5 separate regions of the Homo sapiens genome follow, and regions 1, 2, 3 and 5 are each linked to region 4. A link is a loop called in an ENCODE intact Hi-C map of the cell type or tissue named here. Cell type or tissue: heart right ventricle. All regions are shown on one strand. Region 1 holds the start of LOC107986203 (a long non-coding RNA gene). Region 2 has its middle 150 kb from the start of HAND2-AS1. Region 3 overlaps LOC105377543 (a long non-coding RNA gene). Region 4 holds the start of LOC124900816 (a long non-coding RNA gene). Region 5 has its middle 140 kb from the start of HAND2-AS1.

Region 1 (5,000 bases), 160 kb before region 4:
GGTTAGGGTGGACCGAGAATCTGAATAAAGATTGGAAAGAAGAGTATTCTAATGAAATTTCAAGGACCTTGTGGACTTCACAGATAGTCACGTCTGTCCACTTAGCAACGCTATCTCCTGATAACATGAGTAGAGATGATAGGGCCCAAACCTTTGTCTCCCACACCAAATGTTTCTGAACAAAGTTTGTAATTATGATATCTCACACATGATAGGCCAGAAGGACTTTCACATACACAGACTCTCTTGATTCTCACACAGCCCTGAGGGGTGTACAAAAGGTTTCATCAGCCTACATTTTTTTATAGGAGAAGAAACTCAAGGTCACTGCTAACATTACCCTGCTTTTTCATCACTTCTTGTAAAACCCGTAAAGCCAATACAAAAACAGACATTTTTTGCATTAGAGCAGAATTACTCTGGGTCTTACTTTTTTATTATACATTATTTTCAACAAGGCTATGATCCTTTCATTATTGTTTTGTTTGCACATTTTAGTCAGTTCTCCTAGAATATAGCTCCTCGCACAGTGGATCTGATTTGCTTGTACTTAACCTATGCTTTAGAATCTTCGTTGTGATTTTTTTCCTAACAATAACTTGACAATCAGAGTAGTAGATGCAACAAAAGAAGGAATAATAAATTCAGTAGGGCCACTTAATGTTGTTGAAAATGCAACATCAACCTCAGACATCTACCAGCCTCCACTATAGGCATACAGTCACAACCACCACCATAGCCAAAAGGGACATTTGATTGCTTCAAAGACAGATAGTTTATTGTGTGATGTTATACTATTTCCTTTGTGGTTATCTAATAGAGCTATTCCGGCAAATTTCAAAACAGGCTCTCTTTTCATTATTATCTGAGACACAATAGTTTTTTAATGTATGAACACATCAGTAATGGGTAGCAATGTTTCTAAATAATTAGCTTTTCTTGAAATAACTAAGCAGTCAACACTGAGGAAAATCATTGAAATAAAAGAATCCATCCAGTAAAACTTTACTGCTGCTCACAATTTTGTGAAAATATGTCATTAGGCTGCAACACATAAATTCAGGGATTTCAAGAAGCAATTTTTCACTGGCGCCTTCTCTGGGAAACCCATCTCCCTATTTATCATCCATTTCCTGCTCCCTTTAACCTTCTACATACTATGGAAACTTTTCCATAATATGGTGTTACATATTTGCCATCCTTTTGAGGGATTTAAATTTATCCTTTAAAGGGATCTTTATATTTTAAGAGAGAATTCTGTAAAATCAAACTTGAATATTCAAAGGAATGATTATTTAATACTGGAATTTCAGGCACTGTCAGGCAGTGGTAGAGAACTTCGCAGGCAAGAGGACCTTCACAGCAGTCTATGTAAATGATTCCTACTGATAAAATGAAACCTAAGTCCCAAACTGCTTGGAAGACATCGAGACCACACAGCACAATGGACATGATTAAAGGACAGCATGAGGTTTTGCAAAGGGAGAACATTCCATTCCTTTCCTTTCCTTTCCTTTCTTTAAACTATAAAAGTCTGAACCTCATGAGGTAAATGTATTTCCAATGGCTAGACTAGACAATGCAATCAAAACGCAACCTTGCATCTCTTTAGGAAGCATATGGAGGAAGATCCTGTGCCCAAAATGACTTTCTAGGTAAACCCTGCTGGGTGCTTATGTGTTCAAGTCCCAGCTCGGTTGCTTATTTGAATGAGTTTCTTAGCAGCTCTGTGCCTCAGTTTCCAAATCTGTGACGTGATGATGATAACAGTACCTACCTCCTAGAGTGAGTGCAAGGATTAAGTTAGTACCTGTTAGTGCTCAGCTTGTAGAAGCCTTCAGCAGATGTTACCTGTGTTTGTTGTTCTTAACCACCCTGTGTGTCTGCTGCTGCCATCCTGCCAACTGAACTTCCTGGCAAGATCCCTCAAAGAAGGACCTTGAGGTCATGATGGGTGAGATCACACTGGCCTCTCCGCACTGGGCTGGCGTCCACAGCAGCCATCCCCAGGGAGCCTTGCCAGATTTTTCTGCCACTATCTCTAATACCACCACCCTGAGTGACACCCCCACTGTAGATGCCGCCAGCACTCCGCCACAGCTGACACCTCGGGGGCTCTCTCCCAGAGTAGAAATGACCCCTCACCTTCTCTGCTTTGGAAAGAAAAAGAGAAAAAAAATAAACCTGCATGCATGCAGATCACACACCTGGATTCCATTATCTCTCTGACTTCCAGCCCAGGGAACCAAGGAAGCCCAGAATCTTTGAGTCACATCCTCTTCCTCTTCTCTGCGGAACCCAGTGGGGCTCTCTCACCAGGAGGAGGGGGTTGAGGTAAGAGGCTTGGGTCAGCTCGGAACCCTGAGCAGTGCATGTCCTCCCTGCCTGGAGGGGAGCACAAGCACACGGCCGCAGACTTAGAGCTGTTATCCTATGGGAAAGTTTTCCATTTCCAAATGCGTGTCCATGCCCCAAACCCCAACTTAGACTCAATTGTACAACCCTTCAGCTGGGGCAAAATCCTCTTGGCACCCAGATGATCAATTAAAAACCGTGAAAAGAAATCTCTCCTTGCCAGGGGCAGATTTGAATTTCAGGCCTGGCAAGGTTGCCTGTGCAATGAACCCTGAATGTGTAGTGTGAGAGAAAATTTGAAATTTATTCCATAATTTACTTAGCAGAACTTTTTATTATGGTTTACCTTAGCTAACAATAAAAATAATTTGCTTAGCCTGAAACATGCAGCCTGTCATCATGCTCTCTCTTTTTCTCCACCTCAAATTTGGCCTCAAATTGCTGGTTCCTTGAACACACCACATTCTCTCTGACCTCTGAGACTTTGCAAGTGCTCTTCCCTCTGTCTGAGAATCTTCTCAATTTGCAACATACACATTCCCTTAACTTGTCCCTCTCATCCTTCAGGTTTCAGATTAAACGCCACCCACCACGTCTACCCTCTAATGCCTTTCCTGGCTCCATAAAGTAGGTCAGATCACTTTGCTCTTTTTCCCCGTAACATCTTGTGCCTTCACTGATGTCAACTTTCAACACAATCTATCGTAAGCCCTTGTACCATGTCTGCAAATTTGGAAAGATGAGGATGGTGTCAACTCTTACACCTGGTGGCACATAGTAGGTGCTCCAAAAATTTTTTCAATAAATGATTGAGTGAATAAGAAGGCACTTTTGGATTAACATTTGCTTAAAACATACATAATATGCAGAAGTAGAAGGTAGATTATGTCTGCATGAACTTCATTGTATATAACCTATACACTGCACGCTAGAAAACTGTTACTAGGAACTTAACAGCCTTGTGGTGAAGTAGAAAACTGCCTTAATCATCTAATCATCATTTGCTAGGCTGTTGAATAATGGGTATTGGTAAGTTACACTATTGCAATACAAATCAGTTACCTTTCTTTAAATGGAGGCTTTGCCTGTATAATGCAGTATTAAAAAAAATAGGTAAAGTTACTCTCTAGATTGAGCGGGTCACTTTAATCTACAAACAACAATTTCTCCTTCCATTAGTTGCAGAGAACAGCATGGGTGACACACTTCACTGGACAAAAAATGGAAGGGCATGACTGAACCTTTATTGGAACAAAATATGGGCTCAGCCAGCTGCGGTGGCTCATGCCTGTAATCCCAACAGTTTGGGAGGCCCAGTCAGGTGGATCACCTGAGGTCAAGAGTTTGAGACCAGCCTGACCAACATGACAAAGCCCCATCTCTACTAAAAATACAAAATTAGCTGGGCATGTTGGCACATGCCTGTAATCCAGCTACTCCGGAGGCTGAGGCAGGAGAAACGCTTGAACTCGGGAGGCGGAGGTTGCGGTGAGCCAAGATCGTGCCACTTCACTCCAGCCTGGGCAACAGGAGTGAAACTCCATCTCAAAAAAAAAAAAAAAAAAATGTGTTCAAGGACCTTCACCCAGGAATGCAAACTTTCTCCTGCTGCTTCCTATGGATACTATTTAAAATCAAATGAAGGGGGCTTTTTTCCTATTATATATAGACTGAATCTATAAAAGGCTATGAAACACCCACCAGAAGGACAACCCAAAAGAAATTTAACAACAAGTACAGATCTACAAGGAAAAGCCTTTGTAATGTTTTCCAAGGCACCACAATTTTTGAACATTACATGCAGGAAAATATTATATGGAAGAAATGTCACTTTACAAGCCTTCAGATGAGGCCTTTTCTATTTTAATGAGTGTCATATATGAGGAAATGTTTGATATAACAGCATTTCACTGAACTGTATTGTTGGTATAAACTGCAGTTACTTTGGACTTTCAGCTTTAATCTTGTGAGAAATAGATTTCTAAATACCTTTGGCAAGATGTTCAAGGTCTATTTCTTTCCCAGTGTGGATTTTAATTCAAAAGATCCAGCCATGCTCACATTTGTGGTATTCCTCAGGTTCACTAAAGGTAAACAAATTAACAAAATATTGAATGAATGGTAAAGATGTTTCCGTTCAATTATTCTTAAACACGGAAAATGGGGTACACATGAATTTGCTCAGTTTTAAATTACCCTTATCATTTAAAAACCACCTGGATGGGTTCAAGAAGTAATGTGAGGCTGAGAAAAATATGAATTAATGAAGAACACATTTTGGTGATAGGCCTATAAATAAAAATTGTTTCTATGAGTATAGTTGGCACCCACAGATTGAACAGTAATGCAGGCAGACACAGCTTTCTACTGTCTTTTTATGTAAAAATTGGTTGGTTTCTGCTTTCTTTGCTATGCTAATAAATGCCAGGGAAAGTGTTAGCTGCATTTTAACTTTTTGTTTACATAGTTGCACACATACTGAGCAAGTTCCCACGGAATACAGCTTACCACACCTACTTAAGGGGTTCAAACTCACACAATTAATCACGCCTTTAAAAAAATGATTTGGTTTCCCACATTCGAGATAATAGGCCTTTGTTATTTTTAACAATTTTGGCATATGAGATATGTAACAACTGCTTGAA
Region 2 (5,000 bases), 140 kb before region 4:
AAAGCTCATTTTCTAGAATTTAAATGTATTGCATGGAATAAAGGTCTTTTACACTTACCAACTACCAAATGATTTTAACATAAAAATTGAAGTTATTTGAACAATTAATTGCATAATCAGAACTACTATTAAAGCCATTTTTAAAATGTTAAGAGTTTTTTTTAATCTCCTGCTAAAAGTACAATTCCTAATTACCCAGAGTGTATTTAAATGTGGAGTAAATTCTCTGCTACCATGAATGCACCAAAAGCTGTTTCATTGGAAATATGTTGGTAATGTCCCTACCCTTTCACATAGACAAAGGTGAATTTGTTACCTAAGACATACATTCCATCCTTAATTGAGATTATAATCCCAAAACTTTGCTCCAAACAAGTTGTTAGGAAATTATAAGCTAGGGTCTACTCACTTCTGACTCAAAGTAAAATGTTATAATGTACCATTGGTGATCACAACTCCAGCATCTCTCCACTGGTATGCTAAACATGCCATTTCTTGAGTTATTGCCCGTTAACATTCACTCTGTGATATATGAATATCACCAGGGAAACTCAGAACCCTTCAGCCACTTACGTATCACATTAATATCCCCAAGTGGTTTTATTAAAAGTCCCACCATTGCTCCCCGTTAGAAGTTGTCATGCAATGTTTTATTTTGATATTTTACTTCACTGATTTTCATCATAGTTTCCTAGCCAGGTTCCAGACACTATAACTGCATTCATAAACTTGCATATAATATGCATGTGAAATCATATTTCCTTCTTGGACACATTAGCAAAATTCCATCTGTCTGTTCCTTTTTAAGCTGTTAAGTTTTCCACATTGAAAACAGAATTGGGTTACAATTACCTACTATGACTTCTCATCAAAATAGCATTTTAAGTTGTATATAATATTGTTCCACATTATCCTTTCCCTGAGGACTTTAAAATACTTCACACACCCAAATATTTTTACAAGAAACCTAATAGCATATTAAAGTATTTTAAAGTTGAAAGGAACTTTAGAGATTTTTCTAATCTAACCCCTTCATTTTCTCAGATAACAAATCTCAGCTTTAAAAGACTGGAGAAGCAGGAGGGTACAGTGGGTGCGAATGTGAACTTAGGGGCCAGACCAGACTGACTGGATGCAAAGGCTGTTTCCACCACATCCTCACTGGGGGACTTGGGCAAGTTGTCTGTGGCACTTCTCTGTGCCTCTGTTTCTGTGTCTGTAAAATTGTATAAGACCAACTTTATAGAGTTGCTGTGAGAATTACTAATAAATGAGCATATATAACCATTACCATGGAAAAGGGTTTTTCCCCATTCAGTGGCCTTAAATATCCCTGACTAGTGACTCTGAAAGATGAAGCAGGGTCCTATAGCCCAGCTCCATTCTCTCCCTCTCTCCTAAGAGCGGCTGCCCACAGAATCTGCCCTTTCCTGCTCCTCTTAGATCATCCTTCATATGGAAAATCCCACTTTTGACCAGCATGGCCTGAGACTACATGCAGAAATCTGTGTAATACCAGGATTCAGCATTTGGAAGCCTGTTGTTGCCACATTGTCTGATATTAGCTTCATTCATCATAAAAGTGACATGTTGATTCCCCATCTGACCGAGAATCCCTCTCATTTGGTTCAGAACTCTGGCAACAACAAGTTATGCTATCCATCTAAGTGCCCATCAATGGAAGAATGGATAAAGAAAATGTGGTATATCTACACAATAGGATGCTATTCAGCCTTAAGAAAGAAGGAAATCCTGTCATTTGCAACAACATGGACGAACCTGGAGGACGTTATGCTAAGTGACATAAGCCAGGCACAGAAAGACAAATAGCCCATGTTTTCACTTACATGAGACAATCAAATTTATAGAAGCAAAGAGTAGAATGGAAGTTACTAGAGCCTGGGAGCCTGGGAAGAATGGGGAGATGTGGGTCAAAGGGTACAAAATTGCATTTAGACAGGAGAAACAAATGATAAGTATTTCAGGTGCTGGGTATGTTAATTGTTTGATTCCGTCATTCCACACTGTATACATATATCATTACATCACTTTGTACCTCATAAGAATATGTATAATTATAATTTGACAATAAAAATAAATAACAAAAAGAATTCTGGTAAAGAAAGCCATTAGTGAAGCCCTTAAAACAGCAATGTAAGGCACAGAGCTCACATAGTCGCTGGCACAGGGTAAGCACTCAATAGACATTAGCGATGACCTTCCTTATTTTGTCTTGCTACAAGTCACCTATCACACTAACAACAAAATTAATATTACAACCCAAATCTCTTATGTACAGCATTAAGAGGTCATCTGTGAACAGAAAAAGGAGCTTGGATTAGTTAATACCTTAAGACCATATTGTGTCTACCTCACAGCTCTTCAAGCCAACTTACCAGATAGTCACTATGCCCCAGTGTGAGGAAAATGTTCACTGTAAATATTCACTAAACATTGTTCGGGACCTACAATTCAATTAACAGTAATTTATATTCCTAAAGAGAGTGTTTAAATCATATCTTTATACCTTGAGACATTAAAATATAAAAGCAAAATCTCAATTTAGCCACACCTTTTATTTCTCAGATAAATAAATTGCATTTCTTTGATTTGAGTGTTCAGTTCCTAAATGCTATATTTCTTATCTTTGTAACTTTTGAGGCTATAATCTTCCATTTTAATTTGCTATTTTCCATTTCCTACAATTACCCACCTATATATGCACTCTGTACAGACCATACACAGAGCAGATTATTTTTATTTCTGGTAGATTCCTTTTTTACAATTTCATAGTTTTATATAAATGTCTATGAATGTTTGTGTAGTAGAACTTTCGATAATAAATTTGAAGTCTCTTTTGTGCAGCTACAGGGTCTTTTTCACTGGTCTCACGTATCACACATTATACCACATCAGTCCCCTACTCTGAACCCCCCAATGTCTTCCCATCACGCATAAAGTTAAACCCTTTAAAGTCTGCTGTGGACTGGTTCTGCCTCTCTCTCTGACCTTGATTCCAGGGAGCTCTCCCTGTCACTCAAGGCCTTCTAGCTGCAGTTCGCCAACCTGCTACGCCTGGGACATGCCGAGGGCACTCTCGTCTCAGGCACTTGCCGTTCCCTCTGCCAGAAACTTTGTCCCCTCAGGGATTTGCTTGTCTCTCTCTCTCTCACTTCACTTGGGTCTCCACTCCAATGCCATCTCCTCAGAGACCTTTCCTGACCATCTTCTTTAAAACATCCTCACCCTCCCATTTTTCCACCCTCTATCACTTTGTTTCATTTTCTTCACAGCCCTTATCATTACTTGATAAAATATATGTCTGCATTTCTTTATTATCTGTCCCCCTACTAAAATGTAAGGCCCATGAAACCAGAGATTTGATTTACTTTATGCCTGTATCTCAGGCACCTGGTACATACAAATGGATTGAATTAATAAATAACAGAAGAATCCTTGCATGCCAAGAACTTAGCACAGTCCCTGGCTTATAGTGAGTACCAAGTAAGTGGTGGTTGAATAAATGAAAAAATAATAATTTGTTCAACAAAATATATAGCTAATGTGCCCTCAGAACAGAAAGTGTGACCTGCCTGCCTTTAGACATCTCAGAAACTAATGGGAGAGATAATTGCATGCGCTAAAAATTAAATAACTATATGTAGTACTGTGTGAAGCTGCATGTAATCAGTTCTAAACAATTGTGTGTAAATTAATGATACAGCTAATAGGTGTGTGTCTGCTTAGGAAGCAGAGTTTGATGCAGGCTGGAGTTCTCGGGTCAGCTTTATTGAGCAGTGGGATTTGAGAAGGATCTTAAAGAACTTGGGAGTTTGGGATAGGTGATATGATAGCTAATTCTGTATCAACTTAAGCACACTTAAGATGATACAGATACCTGGTGAAACATTATTTCTGGGTGTGTTTGTGAGAGTGTTTCTTGAAAAATGTCGTGTTTGAATCTGTTGACTGAGTAAAGAAGATCTGCCCTCATCAATACGGGCGGCAACGTCCAATCCATTGAGGGCCCAGATAGAACAGAAAGGCAGAGGAAGGATGAATTCACTGTGTCTGCTTGAGCTGGAACAACTGTCTTCTCCTACCCTCAGACATTGGAACTGCTGGTTTTCAGGTCTTCAGGCTTGGGCTAGAACTACACCACTGGCTTTGTTGGGCTTGCTGACAGCTACTCTGAGACTTCTTGGCATCTATAATTGTGTGAGCCAACGTGTCATAATAAATATTTTTCTATATGTCTGCATATATCCTATTGCTTCTGTTTCTCCGGAGAATCCTGTCTAATACAGTTAAAGGGGAGAAGTTACAGAGGAGAACATCACAAGTGGGAAGGAAGGAGCCAGCCTGTGACGGCATTGAATTTTCTTAAAAATGTATTTGTTCTAGTGATGTTTTTCCAATTTAAATATATAATATTCCTGGCAATGTTGAGGTTCTTATAATCAGAAATTTAGAATTATTAAATAAAAATTAGAAGTTAATTGTTATAACTCTCACCTCTACTCATGTGTTAACATGCTTTATTTTTGCTTAAAGTAATTTAATCAAAAGTGAGTATAAATATTTGTAAATTATACCTATTTAGAAAACTTAAAGACTTTCAGAAGAAAAGCCTTTAATGTATTACAGATACAGGAAAGGTGCTAGAATATCTTAATAGTGTAACCATATCAATAAAACACATGATTTTTATGACTAAGATAAGTCATTGAAGATACTTTTAGACACACTCACTGTCTCAGATTTAATGTGTACTTGAATATTAAGTGGTTTAAATGGTATTCTCATTTACTTAGACTTCAACATAGTAAAGCTGAAGAATTAATATAGTACTCACAGTTCAATAGGCTATGCTTTAGTGGGATTCAGGACAGAATACAATTACAAAGCATTCATACCTTATATGCCATATCTTCATATTGAGCTTTTGATGCTATTTGACATTATTTACCAAGTAAGAATCAACACAATATTGGCAGATC
Region 3 (5,000 bases), 400 kb before region 4:
ACTTCAATGAATAAAACAAAGACCTTTGCTTTCCTGAAACTTGAGATCAAATGGAGGACACACAAAAACAACGCACCTACAAATCACCATATTGTGTGTCAGGAGGTAAGAAGGGAAAAAGGGGTAGGAATGAGGGTGGATACGATTGCAGTTCAGGGAGGGTGTGCAAGGCAGACCTCATTAAGCAGGTGACAATTTGCACAAAAATGATGAAAGAGTTATGGGCAGAATGCTTTCAGGAGGAGGAGTGATGCAGACAGAAGGACCACAGTGGGAGGGGATGAAGATTTGCATTGCATGTGGAGGAAAGGCAAGGAAATCTGTGTGACTAGATTAGGGGGAGGGAGAGTGGGGAGAAGTAGGAGAAGTGATCTGAAAGGTTAATTAGGGAACAGATTGTCTGGGCCTTTGGGCCTAGAGGGAACTTGGGCATTAGTTGAATTCATTATATGCTCACCTAGACACAGAGCACACAGAACTGGAAAATAATACCCACCTGTAAGAAGTTCTCTGCTAGTGGATACAAACAACTAAAATGCAATGTAGAAAATGTTGAAGGAGTGCAGTGGGTGCTATAAGACCCTGTGAGGATGATGTTTTTTCCAGTTCTGCATATGGGAGGTAGAAGATTTCCACAAAGTGACACAATTTTGAAATCGAAGTAAAAATTCGGGCAGGGGAAGAAAGGAGAAGGGTTTTACAAATCCAGGAAGGAGCATGTGTACATTATTTGGTTAACAAACATTATTTGATGCTTAGCAAGTTCTAGGAACAGTTTTAGGCTTTGGAAATATAGTAGTGATCAAAACTGATATTTTAAATCTCGTTGCTTTTCTGGACAAGGGTAAAATCAATAAAGTATAAAGGCACCAAATAATCAAAGAATTTCAGGTGCTTTAGTGTGCCTTCTGTAAAAAGTGCCTGTGGGAAAGTGACAATGGAGGAGGCCAGATGGGTAAACAGTGGCCAATCCTAAAGGTCTAGTTTAGGAAGGTCCCAGCTTGCTAGGAAGTTTAGATTTTATCCTGAAGGAAGGTGGGTGGAGAGGAGGTCACAGAAGGATATTACTGAGGGGAAATACATAGTCAGTTTCTATGAGTTCACGTCAGATAACAAAAAGATTACACAGTTGAGAATAGAGGAGATAGACTCCCATTGTTTTCAAAAGATAGCTCCAAAGGCCTCTCCCTGGCCCCTACTTCTCTTCTTACGGTGTTTGGAAAGAAAACACTACTGGGAGAGAAGATATTAGCACATAACCTTACATATATAAGAAGCTTGGGAGTGTTTACACTGTTTATGATTCATTGCTATTCCCTTCTCCATGGGAACATTTCACTTGTGAAACACTCACATTCTTCCATTGTAAAATAAAGGCTTAAAAATAATACCCATCCATCCTTGTAAAACGACAAGCCAATTTAAACTTAGGGGGAAACAACTTGAAATAGGTTGGGGACCGAGGGCTTTCATTTACTGACTTGTGTTAGTTTACTAGATAAGGATACACTCCCTTGCTTTTATGTCAGCTAATCTCCCACTGACCCCCAGAGCTGCCCTGCAGCATCCATCACAGAAAACAGGGGCTTTTTTTTTTTTTTTGCTTTCTAATTGTATCCACTGACACTCTTTTTCTCCCTCAAGACAGATTTTTCTTCTTCATTTCTTTTTACTATCTGAAGTCAACGTATGTTGACAGAAAATTAATTTGTAGAAAGTTTTCTTTTTAGATAAGTTTGGGTAGGATGATGTATGCAATTTTCATATTAACACATTTTTAGGTATGTAATTTTTTTAAAAGATTCAAGCATCCCTGTCATTATATGCATCACACCCAGCTTTGTGTTTCCAAAAGGGTAGCATAGTTACATGCAGGTGATGTCAAGAACTAACCATGGAATAGAGCCCACAAGCTGGTTTATAGCCTCACAGTTTATGAAGCCAGATGGGAGTGTTTTAAAGCAGCATCCATCGCTAAGCTAACCTTCTGCAAGAGGTGAAATAAAGTTCTTTTTAAAAGTCGCCAAAGAATCTGCCTCACTTAAGAAACCTGTGGCATCTGAGGTGATAACAGAACCAAGTCATTTCAGGCTGGCTGAAAACTTAGCGACAGATAAAACATAAATCAGAGCCCTTATCATTCCCTTCCCTGCTTGCCAAATGGGGAGTTAGTTTATCAGCGACCTATGGGCTCACTGCCTGCTTTCCCCCTTAGTGCTGGGCAGCAGGGTAGAGCTGGCTGGAAGCTATATGGCTGTTCTAAAACGTGTTCATGTAAACAAGCTAGGCTAAGACTTCCTTGAACTGCCAGTGAGTGAAGTGTCATCCATCTCACTAAACTGTACATTGGATAGGGGCATATCATCTATATCTTGAAAAGAAAACAAATAAAAGGAAAAAAAAAAGTTCCCTGGTTTAGGCTGAGACCTGTCATGTTGATAAAAGTCCTAAGAATTAAATTGCCTGGCTCAAACAATGGCTGTTCCTTCAAAAGAGGTTAGGGATTGAGATGGGGAAGAAGAATTGTTTTTTAGGACACTTGGAAATATCACTCAGATCTTCCAAAAAAAGCGTGTAGTAGTTATTTTAATTTTTACCAGGTAGTATACTAGGTATACTAGTTGGAGTGCTTTCCTAATATTTAAAGGAACAGTTCCAATAACTTGTTGGAAAGTCCTTTAAAAATATATTATTTTTCGTCTTTTTATAATAGCTTGCTTGCAGCATAAATGTGGTTTTCTAGACATGGATGTAAACCTCACAACACCATCCAACATTGATACTCTGACTAGCAAAGTAATTTATTGATACCTGGAAAGAATTAGGCATTTTCTATACAGACACCAGTATTTTTGTTGTTGTTGTTTTCAAAAAACAATATCAAGATCCTGAGTGACTCACTCTGGGCTCATCATCAGTGAGGCTATAAGGCCCTCCCCTCATTTGGAAGAGTACATATGCATGTTTTCTGACATAGTGAGGGCAACTCTACTCAGAAGAAAAATACGCAACCTTTATAAAAGGCCAAATAGTTATGCGTTGGCACTGAAATTAAAGGAATACATCCAGCCAAAGGTAGACTCAATGGCTGAAAATTAACTATTTTTCTCATTTTTAGAAGTATTTTCAGGTGAAGTTGATAGTTTAGGAAGAAGAAACAATAGATTCCTTACAGGAAAGCCTCGTTAAAATTGCTTTTCCTTGGTAATGGAGTCAGTGTAAGCCCAAATACATTCTGATAAGTGATAAACTCTATTATAAATTCCTTATGTGGCAGAAACTCAACATGCATATGGATGTGCCTTATTTTGGCTACACCTGGTTATTATACCAAGTTTTGTGTGAGTATGGCTTCCTCACTCAAGACTGGCTCATAGCCACTGAAAGCTCAGATGTTTCCATTTAAAAATTGATGTGTGGTTATAAATATAGAGAAAATACACCTGTGATCCACCGAAGACCTCAGCATATAAATTAACTAGGCTTTATAAAAATGGAGGCCAGAAACCTTTGTCTAAAAAAGCCCAAAGTCTTCCACTCAAGAAGTTACCTTGGATGTAGATCAGACAAAGCATCATGTGCTATAAACTAGGCTTTTAACTTGATCAGGAACTTTTATTTAGGTAGAATTTTTAGAAAGAGATTTGTGGTTCCATTTGGTTTTCTCATACTGACCTATGTAGTGACTATTCCTTTACTTACTAATATAAAGCCATGCTCTCTGAGGAAGTTACCTTGCAAGAGATTTTAAAACATCGATATTTTTAGAGAAGTTATTGATAATTTACCAAGGCATAAAATTGTTCTAACACTACATCTCATTGGTAAAATTTCCAAACTTTATTATACCCATGTGCAGCATTTGCTTATCAACGTTTTGCAATATAAATGCACTGGACCAGAACTGGAGAGGCTGGGCTTTCTGCCACACTTCAGCTGCCTTCTCTACCTCAGCTGTGGAAATGCGGACATTTGGTTTTTTTTTCAATTGTGAGTGAACATATATTCACTCATCAAATGTTTTTGAATGGCTACTATATCCTATAGTGCACATACACATTTAGTTATATAACATGTATGATATAGTTACATGCGTACAAGGGTGTGTTATAATAAAAAGGTAATTTTTACTGTTATAAATAAAGACACTGTTTCAGCTTGTAAGGTGCTTCCATTCAATTTCCAGGTATAAGATTTTGATAAGCTTTTAAGTGCAAATTTTGTAAGAGAATGTTGAGATATCATAAAGTAATAAATTTTAAGATGAATTTTATTAACACCTAAGGAGAGAAATTAAAGATGGCTCTGACTGAGGCTCAGTGTGTTTGAAAGGGCTGGTAATCTAGTCCCGTCTCATCACCAACTTTCAGAGGCACTCAAAGTATCTGAATAAGTGCTGATATGGCATAGCTATCTTAAATTGGCTTCTCCAATCTTATGCTTATCTAGGACTTCAGAGGAGGCCTTGCCTTATTATCATTGCCCTCCAGGAAAAGAAGAGTCACAACCTGTATCAAGTGTTAAACAACCCTGACTCTTAAGAAATCATTTAAGTTAACCTCCAGCCTTCATGCTGCAATCTTAACCTGTCTCATATGTCCCCAGGAGATATTTATTAAATTTCGCCTTGTTGTTTTTTCCTTCAATCTGAATAATGCCAGTTCCTGTCTTTCTAAAATTAATCCTTCATTTTTTCAAGTGTACTATTGAGGTTATTATATTTATTTTCCATTTGATATTGTAAAAACACTAGCTCTTTGATTAAGAGCCTGTTTGGCTTAGAGGATTAGAATAGGTCAGAAATGTTTCTCCTCTGGGTTACTGGATCACATCTGGTCCAGGTCAGTGGTGATACCGATGTAAGTGACTCTTCTCATTGGTCTATACAAACACTGTCCAATAGAAATATGATATGAGCTATACACATAATTTTAAACGTCCTAGTAGCCACATTGAAAAGAGTGAAAAGAAACAGATGAAATTAATTTTAATAACATATT
Region 4 (5,000 bases):
ATAAAAAGAGATTCATTGTCATATTTTCTTTTTGAAGTGTAGTATTTGGTTTTTTTTTCTTTTTTACTTTAAAAGTGCTTCTCGGTATAGAACAAAGTAAATATTACAGTTTTGTTCAACAGCAGCCAAGATTTAATTGTCTGTGAAATATAAGGCTTACGACCTGAGTCGAGTCCACTACTGTTCTGCTGATACAAACTAGGCTGGCCTACGAGGTGACCGAACGCACCCAGCAGCTGATTTACACAGAAGAGCCATCTCCAAAGAATTAAAAGTGGGCCAGGGACAGCCACACGCCTGCAGGAGTCCATCCAAAGGGCTAGGTGCTTTATTCTTTCTGCAGCAGATTTAAAGTGACTTTGTACAAAAAGTCAAACAAGAATAAACAGCTGTGGAAAATGTAACAAATCATGCTAGCAGTTGAACAGCGAGGGAGAAGGGAAATCCAGCAAACCGCTAACATGCACTGAAGAAAAGCGAAACGGAGGTAGAAGAGAGAGGGAAGGTGGACAGAAAAGGAAGCTGGTAAGGACACGACACTGGTTTCCACACGCGAATCACGCACTTTATTATTGCGTATAGCTCAGTGACTGTCAGGAACCTGAAAAGTATGTCCTTCAACACAGCTCTGCGTGCCCGCGGCCCTGGGGTGCAAGCGAGTCTCCTCCGCCCTCCGCCGCCTCCCCCCGCGCGCGTCCCCCTCTCCTCCCTGCAGTGACTCCGCGGGTCGCTTCCTCCACCCGCCCGGAGCGCAGAGGAGAAAGCGAGCGGCTGCAGATTTGCCCCGGTGGCACCGTAGCCACAAGCCAACCCGTAATTGCAAAGCAAACAAGGCTGAAATACTGGATTGGTCTCAATCGTGACAAGATCTACGCTTTTGCCGCCAATCTGTTTGTGCAGCTCTATTTAAAGGCACTTGATTGAGGAAATGTTGAAAATAGCGGTGAGGGTTTCCTAATGAGACCTCAGGAGGGAAGCGGAGGCCTTAGCCCGGCACCAGGGTCTGGGAGGTGAGGGTGGGAGGCTCATGGTTAACCCCTTCCTGCTCGCCTCCGGCGAAAGGTCCTCCGAGACGGAGCTGGGGGTCCACCCTGCCCGGAGCGGTGACCTCTCCCAGCCTGAGCGGCGGAGAACCGGCCTCCTGGGTGTGGGGAACCGAGAAGAGGGCTGGGGATCACAATGAGAATTTAACCAGGATGGAAGGGGCGCCCCAGTGGCCATCGCAGTGACTGGAAAGCTGGCGACCTAAATCGGGGGTGGCCGCTCTGATCGCGCTCTGGTCCCTGCCCCGCAACACTCCCGCGCCGCCGGCCGCGAGGGCTGAGGCCCTGGCGATCCCCGTGGAGCCGCGGCTGCGCTCAGCTCTAGGGCACCGAGGCGGGGTGGTGCCCCCCATGCGAGTTGGGAGAGCAGCTGCCCTGGTGGGCGACGCGGGCTGACAGGCATCGCTGTCGGGCTGGGTCTTCAGGCAGCTAGAACGGAACGGAAGAAACCAGAGGCAGGAGGAGAAAATACAGGAACTAACAGTGCGACCCGCTCTGGCTGGCGCTTTGATTTTCCCATTTACTCTAGCCTGCCCACCCCAGGTACGTGTCATTATCCACATTGTTCAGATGGGGAAACTAAGACTTAGAGACGCCTAGGTCCTTGCCCTAGATCACTCAGCTAATCGTGGGGTGCCTAGAGTCGGCCCTGCTCAGGATGTTGGGAGTGGGCACCAGGAAGGCCAGGCTGGGGCTGAGCCTCCCTCTGAGCCAGCGCAAGTTGATGCAGACCCAGTGCAGACCCGATCGAGCCAGAGGACGGCTTGGAGATGAAAATTTGTTCCCTAGTGGGCCACATCTAACTCCTCTACTAGTTCTAATCGTTTTCAAAATAAAGGAAACTAATCTGATTGCAATTGGGGTAGACGGTATTCACCCTATTTCTCTTATTCATTTTATATGGGTTGTCTAAACATCTCCTTTGTTCAATGCATTGATTAGGTTGTCAAGAAACCCACAGTCACAGGAGGTGACATATGCATGCCCAGAGATCTACCCAAAAGAATATAAGTGACAGTACCAGCAAGGAATTCAGAAGAGAAAACTTCATTTGTGGGAGGGAGTTGGGGGAGAGAGGAGAAGCAGTATCTGGAAAGGCTCCCTGGAGGAGGTAACATTTAGGCTGGACCTAGAAGAAACGAAGTGTGGATTCTCCAAGAGAGATGGGTTGTTTGCCAGCATACTGGCAAGTCAAGAGGTGCCAGACCCACAGTTGCGGACGAAGTAGGAGTCATACTTTCATCCCCTGCTGCCATCTCCCAGCTGCCCTCCTAATTTGAACACTGCGTTGACCACATTTTGAGCCAAGGTCCTAATCCCTTTTAGGATTGAAAACCTATGGCTTGAGAGTGGACACCCAGCAGGTAGACTTTGACTGTCTAGAACCGTGAATTTAGACCAAAGGGGACTGTCAAGGGCAGGGATGGGAAAATGGCACTAGGGGCGCTCTCACCAGAGCTCCTAACTACTAGAGCCAAGCATTCCCGCGCTTTTCCCAGAGGGATCTGATCTGAGATGTACCTTGGCCAATCTGCAGTTTGTCTTTCTGGAGTCACAGGCAGTCGTAGACTGCGAAAGTGAAGATCCCCAGGCGGTGGAGAGGACTGGTTTCGGTTATACATCCCCATGAATGATCTGTGCCTTCTGTCAGCAAAACAAAAAAGCATCAGTCACACCAATTTAGTGAAGTCTCCAAACGTATTCTGAATGAAATTCTACTTTTTTTTTTGTACACAACCAATTTCTTCGTTTGAAGTTGGATGCTTCGCAAGCAGAATGCAATTCCATTTCTCATTCCTCAAAGTTGTGGCCTGTGTTAACTTAAGTGGGCATTCACACAAGTATTAAGAAGAAAAACCATTCTCTTCTGGAAAATGGAACAAAGTAGCACTTCTCCAAGCAGGGTGCAGATATATAATCTGTAACAACAAATTAGCTCCCTAGTGCTGCGCATTTCCAGCTAGCATCCTGCCTTCCCTGTTTATAACTTTGGTGCCTGCAATTATTTTTATTTTAATTTTCTGTCACTTTAACAAAAACCAGAGCCTTTTCTTTTAATGTTTTGTACACAACATGTTCATTTTGATAAGATGTTCTTTCCTATCCTCTTTTAGCTTGCCTTTCCTTGTTTAGAGTTCTGTATCAGGCGTTTCTAATATTTCTCTCTCTTTTTTTAAGAACTTGTCCCTGTCTTGCTTTATTTGTTTGTGTGAAATTTAGTTTGAAAGGAGATCAGAGAGAGCAGGAGGGGTTTGTAATAAGAGAATGACCGAATGACCCAAAGGCTGATTATCTATCATTAACTGGAGACTTGGTGTACCCAAATTACCAAGGAGACCTCAGTCTGCCGGATCCTTACCCAGCTAGAAAGGCAAGCCTGGAATGCACACACTGAAACAGGCTCATGGCATTGCAACCGAGGACGTAGTTCACACAAGATTTTCTTAAGGGGTTTTCCTGCAAAACTCAACTCAAGTTCAGTAGATAAATTTTCTAGATTCTGATATGTTGTACTCAGGTAAAAATCTCTGCCAAAAGATTACCTATAACATTTCTGTAACTAACTTTTTTGTGTTGTTTTGTTAGGAGCAAAATTGCAGTTAATTGTCTAAGCTCCAGAGAATATTGAGAAATCAAACCAAGCTGCTTTTGATCTGCTCACACTGCTAAACCCAAGCCTTGTAAAAATCGAGGTTTGCCATTAATATTGACAATAAAAGTGTTTCTTTTTGTTAACCTGAAACCTAACCATCCTGGTGTAACTCCCCTGTCTATAAGCAAAGGCCCTGGAAGAATGTAGGAAAGGTTTGGAGGAAACTGTCAGAGCTAAAGAAATCCATCTACATGAATTTGCAAAGGAAGCTATGGAACAGAACTTCCCAGGAATGCAACACTACAGTTAAAACTGGGAATGTTCCTGGGCCTCAAGTCAGAAGCAAATCTTTCAGTCAAATAAATGTTTTCTCTCCAAAGCCGCATTTGAAATTGCCAGTTGAACTCATATTTTATTCTGAACCCCATAATACACTGCAGACTAGGTGAAGTCCATTATTTACTATTTCCGTAGAACACGTATGAAAAATCACACTTCCTCATCTGAATGTTGAGTGATTTCCTCCCGGCTTGAAAGAAAATGTCGCTAGTGTGTATGTAATTTGCTTGAAGCAATAATTTGAATGAGTATTTAACATAAATCCTATGGGATGTAGGTTCTCAGACCGGTTTTGCTCTAAACTCTATATTTTACTACAAAGTAGCAAAGATTAACAAAGATCAGATTTACTGTACCTCTTAGGACTAGTATAATAACGTTAATAATACGTCCCATGTATCTACATCATGCTGCTTCTTTGAGGCCTTCACGGGGTTATCTTATGGTCCCTTTAGTCTGAATGAGGATTTTAGATTTACAGACACACTTAGACACCTGGAAAAATATTTAGTTCTTCCTTATCAATGAAAACCCTCCAGTGCAGCAACATATCTACCAGTTAACATGAGGATCTAGTCATTGATTATTTAGAAAGAAAGGAAAATTCTACTGACTGTGGATATTAAGATTTTTCTTAAAAGACTTCAGCATGAATCAGTATCTCATTCTTCCATGCCAGTTGCAGATTCAGTGATAGGGAAAAAAAGAAAAGAAAAGAAAAAAAACCTTGTAATCCCAAATGCTGCTAGACGGCAAATTACAAGGGAGAACTGGAGAGAAGAAGAGAGAGAGGGAGGGAGGGGGGTGGAAGGAAGAAAGAAGGGAAAGAGGGAGAGGAGAAAGAGGAGGAGGGAATGTGCAGGCACTAAGCAAGCCCTGATTTTCTCCACCAACTTAACTGTTTTCTAATTAGAGCTGGACTGAAGGATTCATAAGCAATCAGCCCCTCCACTGTCATCATTCAGCTGAACTAGCCCCTCCCCCTCCATCTCTCCATGTAGGGAAGAGAAAGGAAGAGGATCCAA
Region 5 (5,000 bases), 130 kb before region 4:
TAGTTTATCAATATAACTCTTAAGACATTTATCCCCTTTTGTGTCTTTGTTGTTGCACGTAATATAATTATCAGAAAGGTTAAGACTAACTGACCAATGGAAGCACTTGATCCCTGGGCGGAAGCTCTTTTTTAGAACTTTCTTTCTCGATTTTTATTCTGTTCATTGTTTCATTTTCATTTCGTTGTTTTTGTTGCCAGTATCTTAATACAATCTTTAGCCATAGCAAAAGCACGAAAAGAACTTTGAATGGCTTAGGTGTGACTTCTGAACAACTTATTCTTCTATCTCATTTTAAATGGGTCAGGTGGTAGGTCAGATCCTAAAGCAGTGTTGCCTAGAAGTCAGATATCTTTCAGAAAGAAATCAAGGTCACCACCTTTAAAGGATAAAGCTATTAGTTTGTAGGTAGAAAAGACATCAGTGCTGTCCTCTCCTCTAGCTGTTGGTGAATATCAGATCTACTTCTGAAAACCGTTCTGATTCTCTAATACAGTTTGTATAGTTAATTACAGAAAAGTACTTCTGGCTTCTCTGGTTAATCATATTTAATGTATAAAAAATTATTCTGCTATATTGGGTAGTCAAGAAAATTCCTGTAAATTGAAATAGTTAATATGTACCAGGCCTGTCACTGCCTGTGATAAAAAAAAGAACAAGTAGCTAACGTTTGGCAAGTCATTAGAGTGTCTGCCTCGCACAGGGTGCTTTTCCTGAATTAGCTCACTTAGTCCTTATGCAACCCTAAGAGATAGAGACTATTATGATGCCCATTTTCTAAATGAGGAAACAGGCTTCTGGAGTTTGCAAATTTTTCCCAAGGTCAAAAAACTAGTAAGTGGAAAAGCTGGAACTTGAACTTGAGTCCATCCTCCTCCAAAACCCACACTCTTAAGAGTTACACTTAAGTTTTTGCTAAATTCCTATGTACTTCGTGTTGCTTGTATGTATTTGAAACATTTCAAATATCAAGCATGCACTGGAATAACATTTAACTGTATCACAAAATCCTTTAAAATTAGACAAATTAGGATGAGAGACTTCAACAATTACGAACAGTGTGATCTTGGGAAATTTACTCAAACCCGTTGAGCTGCAGTCTTCTCATTTGTGTAAGGCTCGCAGGATTATTAAAGGACAAGTGACAGCACGTATGTCAGGTATATAATAAGAACCCAACAAATGGTAGTGCTTTTCCCTTTAAATCATTTAAAACTTTTCAATATTTCAGATAATCAACTTCAAAGAAACTGCCTTGCACATATTCTCCCTCTTACTAGCTTGCATATGGCAGGTAATTTCATAAGTATCTATTAAAGAAAACCACAATGAGATACCATCTCACACCAGTTAGAATGGCAATCATTAAAAAGTCAGGAAACAACAGGTGCTGGAGAGGATGTGGAGAAATAGGAACACTTTTACACTGTGGGCGAGAATGTAAACTAGTTCAACCATTGTGGAAGTTGGTGTGGCAATTCCTCAGGGATCTAGAACTAGAAATACCGTTTGACCCAGCCATCCCATTACTGGGTATATACCCAAAGGATTATAAATCATGCTGCTATAAAGGCACATGCACACATATGTTTATAGTGGCACTATTCACAATAGCAAAGACTTGGAACCAACCTAAATGTCCAACAACGATTGACTGGATTAAGAAAATGTGGCACATATACACCATGGAATACTATGCAGCCATAAAAAATGATGAGTTCATGTCCTTTGTAGGGACATGAATGAAACTGGAAACCATCATTCTCAGAAAACTATTGCAAGGACAAAAAACCAAACACCGCATGTTCTAACTCATAGGTGGGAATTGAACAATGAGAACACATGGACACAGGAAGGGGAACATCACACACCGGGGACTGTTGTGGGGTGGGGGGAGTGAGGAGTGATAGCATTAGGAGACATACCTAAAGCTAAATGACGAGTTAATGGGTGCAGCACACCAACATGGCACAGGTATACATATGTAACAAACCTGCATGTTGTGCACATGTACCCTAAAACTTAAAGTATAATAATAATTAAAAAAAGAAAAAGAAAATGGAACATTATCAGTAAGCCTCAATAGTAAAATATTACCTGATTGAAACTTTAGTAAGAACTTTCTTTTATTGCACTTTGTCAATAGGAATGTGTACCTACGATGGCACTAAATCAGATGAAGATTATCCTCTTAGGTCAGAGCCTATTACACTCTGAAATTAAAACTTAAAATAACCAACATACAACAACCATCTGCAGAACTACTCACCTTAAAAAAGATTTGCAAATACACTGCAGGAGAAATATGTCTCCTGCATGATGGAGAAAGTGTCTCTTAAATCCTCAACAGTAAGTCTAAAGCTGTGACATCCAGCACAGTAGCCACTAGCTGCATTGACTACTGAGTATTTGAAGTGTAGCCAGTCCAAACTGAGATATGCTCTAAGAGTAAAATAAACACTGGATTTTGAAGACTTAGTATAAAAAAAGATATGAAATTCTCATTAATAATTTTGTATTGACTACAGGTTAAAATAATTATATTTTGGATACACTACATAACATATATTAATGTATATTCACATATTATTAATATTAACTCCACCTGTCCCTTTTTATTTTTTAATGTGGCTAGCTAGAAGCTTTAATGATGACTCACATTAGAGTTTTTACCAAATCTAATCAAGGTAACTAAAAAATAAACTAATTATTTAGTGAAGAAAATGTAAGAGGCAAGTAAGTAATGGAGTTTAGGAAGGAGATTAAAAATTATTCAGTACATATTCAGTACTGTTTAGAGAGCGTAAACTCTGACTTTCAATGGCCAACATTGTTTACTGAAATAGAAATAATTATACAGTAAAGAAAAATTAATCACTGTGTTAGTTTGCTAGGGCTGCAATAACAAAACACCACAGACTAAGTAGCTTAAACAACAGAAATTTACTGTCTCCCAGTTCTGGAGGCTTGAAGCCCAAGATCAAGGTGTTGGCAGGGTTGTCTCTTTGAGGCCTCTTTCCTTGGTTTGCAGATAGCCTCCTTCTTACTGTGTCCTCACATGGTCTTTCCGCTGTGTGCGCAAATGTTTGTTTCCTAATCTGGTCTTATTAAGACACCAGTATTACTGAATTAGGTTCTCACTCTTATGACCTCATTTTACCTTAATTACCTCTTTAAAGGCCCTATCTGCAAATAGAGTCACATTCTGAGATACAGGGGGTAGGACTTCAACCTTTGAATTTTGGGGGAGACACAATTCAGCCCATAACCATAATTCAGTTGCAGCAGTTTAAAAGGAAATCCATTAAGAACATTGTTTCTTTGTTCTGATTATAGAAACTTTCTAATTGATTAATGGACCTCCAAAGTGTATCCATCAAGTGGAAGGGAAAACCTTCCACAAATAATCTATATTTGTAATCCTCTTTACAGAAGTAATTTGAAATCCCATTTTATAAGTCAACTTCTGTGGGCCTTGATTAAACGAATTTGTTTCCCAGAGCTTAACTCACCTGGTCGGGTATGGAGATAATACTTTTCTCTTAGGACCAATGAAGTCATTTTGGGCATTATTGTACAGTAATGTGCCAACCAGGACTACTGACCCATGATTCACACAACCTTTGAGCTTTGACTTGTTCCCATAACAAAGTACTTCTTATGACTTATTGCAAGTGTTTCTAAATAGCTGGTCAGGTTGATGTAGCACAACAGTCAAGAGTACAAACAGGCCTTAAAATGACATGGACCTGAGTTCAAATCCCTGCTTCGCTAGTTCTTTTGTAATACAGGTAAGGTTGTTTAACCTCTCCTCTCTCCAAACCTCAATTTTCTCATTTGTTGTATAAGGAAAAGGATACACTTAATCAGAGGGAAGTGATGAGGGTAAAATACCTTGACTTAATTAACTTACTTCTCCAACAAATTGAACAACTAGTCTCCTCCATCTTTCTGCAGTTCGTCACCTGACAGCGGGGCAGTCAAAGATGATAAGCCTTTTCGATTCTGCAGCTTCCTTTAGGAACTGTGCACCTAGACACTATATTTGGTTTATGTCTCAGTAGCCTATATCCATTAAGAAAAATTAGAGTTATAATTGGAAGAAAAGTAGAAAAAAAAAAGCCTATTTTTGGGAGTGAGATCTTTTAAAATGGTACAATCATCTAACAAAAGAGAGGACAGAAAATACTGTCTCATGAGTCCCATCAATAGATACTTTGGGTGTAGGGAAAAAAAGAAGACTCAAAGAAGAGGCAGATTATTAGAAACTTCTGGTCATCCACATCCAAAGTGAATTCCAAGCTTGGCTCGGTTCAATAAGAGTCCAGAGGCAGATATGGGGAAAATTGACCCAAAAATAATTCACTCAGGAAGAAATCAGGGCTATAAGATGACTTCAGCTTTCCTGACATGTTAAGAAAATGTTTGCAAACCAAATCTGAAAAAAGTAAAAGCAAATGTCTAGGTTAAAGTGAGAAGTAACAGGTTTTACGCCCTCCAGTTCCCTTTGTTGTTCCTTTGGATCCAAGGAGATTTTGAAAAAGTCTTATCACCAAAACAAGCAATCAGGCATGAAAAATGTTTATTGACTAATATTTCAGGAGGATTAAAGTAACATCCGGTTAGGATTGCATACTTATTTTAATCTTTCTTGAAAAGACTTCAATTTCAAAAAAGGAACAATTCACTTGCTTTAGAAACTGAGAACATTAACTGATATATAATTATTTAACTTTGTGGCATTTTATAAAAATATACCCAACTGTGTAAATGTTGATTCTTAAATCAATGGTTAAAAAAACCAATTAAAGTGTTCTAGATTTATATATTTTTTCCATGAGAATATTTCTTATTGGTACTGCTTATGAGTTTAAAGTCATCTAAATAGCATTTTATGAAATTTTCAAAAAACCAACCATGCCGTTCTGACCCAGACTTCAAAGAAACTATTTGTCTTGGTTTGTCACACATGACATCGCCTCACCACCTGAGTGAGAAAT

Evidence for each region. Peaks named below come from ENCODE experiments on the same cell type or tissue, not always from the same donor. Only the 100,000 strongest peaks of a DNase experiment are listed, where the experiment ranks them.
Region 1: a loop joins it to region 4, with 3 times the contacts of the local background. A loop is called at or near these places in 16 of 110 quality-filtered maps.
Region 2: it touches region 4 in a loop (2.1-fold over the local background); 18 of 110 quality-filtered maps call a loop at or near these places.
Region 3: a loop joins it to region 4, with 2.9 times the contacts of the local background. A loop is called at or near these places in 3 of 110 quality-filtered maps.
Region 5: a loop joins it to region 4, with 3 times the contacts of the local background. A loop is called at or near these places in 6 of 110 quality-filtered maps.

What each region holds. Positions count from the first base shown.
Region 1 is chr4:173,696,049-173,701,048 of GRCh38, reverse strand. LOC107986203 (a long non-coding RNA gene) reads left to right here and starts at 2,066. Exons shown (of 3, transcript XR_001741464.1): 1 at 2,066-2,334; 2 at 2,923-3,132; 3 at 3,535-3,690. RefSeq lists an enhancer at 3,457-4,656. In heart right ventricle, no CTCF peak of the experiment used is centred here; a DNase peak (open chromatin) is centred at 1,968; H3K4me3 peaks cover 1,393 bases; H3K27ac peaks cover 3,620 bases.
Region 2 is chr4:173,678,542-173,683,541 of GRCh38, reverse strand. No RefSeq gene overlaps it. Among named protein-coding and RNA genes, the nearest start is that of HAND2-AS1, 150 kb to the right of the region's middle. In heart right ventricle, no CTCF peak of the experiment used is centred here; a DNase peak (open chromatin) is centred at 3,064; H3K27ac peaks cover 2,732 bases.
Region 3 is chr4:173,932,347-173,937,346 of GRCh38, reverse strand. It overlaps LOC105377543 (a long non-coding RNA gene), which reads left to right. Exons shown (of 4, transcript NR_188468.1): 2 at 1-105. Among named protein-coding and RNA genes, the nearest start is that of LINC02269, 38 kb to the right of the region's middle. In heart right ventricle, no CTCF peak of the experiment used is centred here; no DNase peak of the experiment used is centred here.
Region 4 is chr4:173,534,535-173,539,534 of GRCh38, reverse strand. All of the region lies in intron 2 of HAND2-AS1 (HAND2 antisense RNA 1), which reads right to left. LOC124900816 (a long non-coding RNA gene) reads left to right here and starts at 1,472. Exons shown (of 2, transcript XR_007058375.1): 1 at 1,472-1,586; 2 at 1,986-3,786. RefSeq lists an enhancer at 2,300-2,801. In heart right ventricle, a CTCF peak has its summit at 2,482; DNase peaks (open chromatin) are centred at 674, 928, 1,304 and 1,501; H3K4me3 peaks cover 5,000 bases; H3K27ac peaks cover 5,000 bases; H3K27me3 peaks cover 3,398 bases.
Region 5 is chr4:173,665,367-173,670,366 of GRCh38, reverse strand. No RefSeq gene overlaps it. Among named protein-coding and RNA genes, the nearest start is that of HAND2-AS1, 140 kb to the right of the region's middle. In heart right ventricle, no CTCF peak of the experiment used is centred here; no DNase peak of the experiment used is centred here; H3K27ac peaks cover 1,411 bases.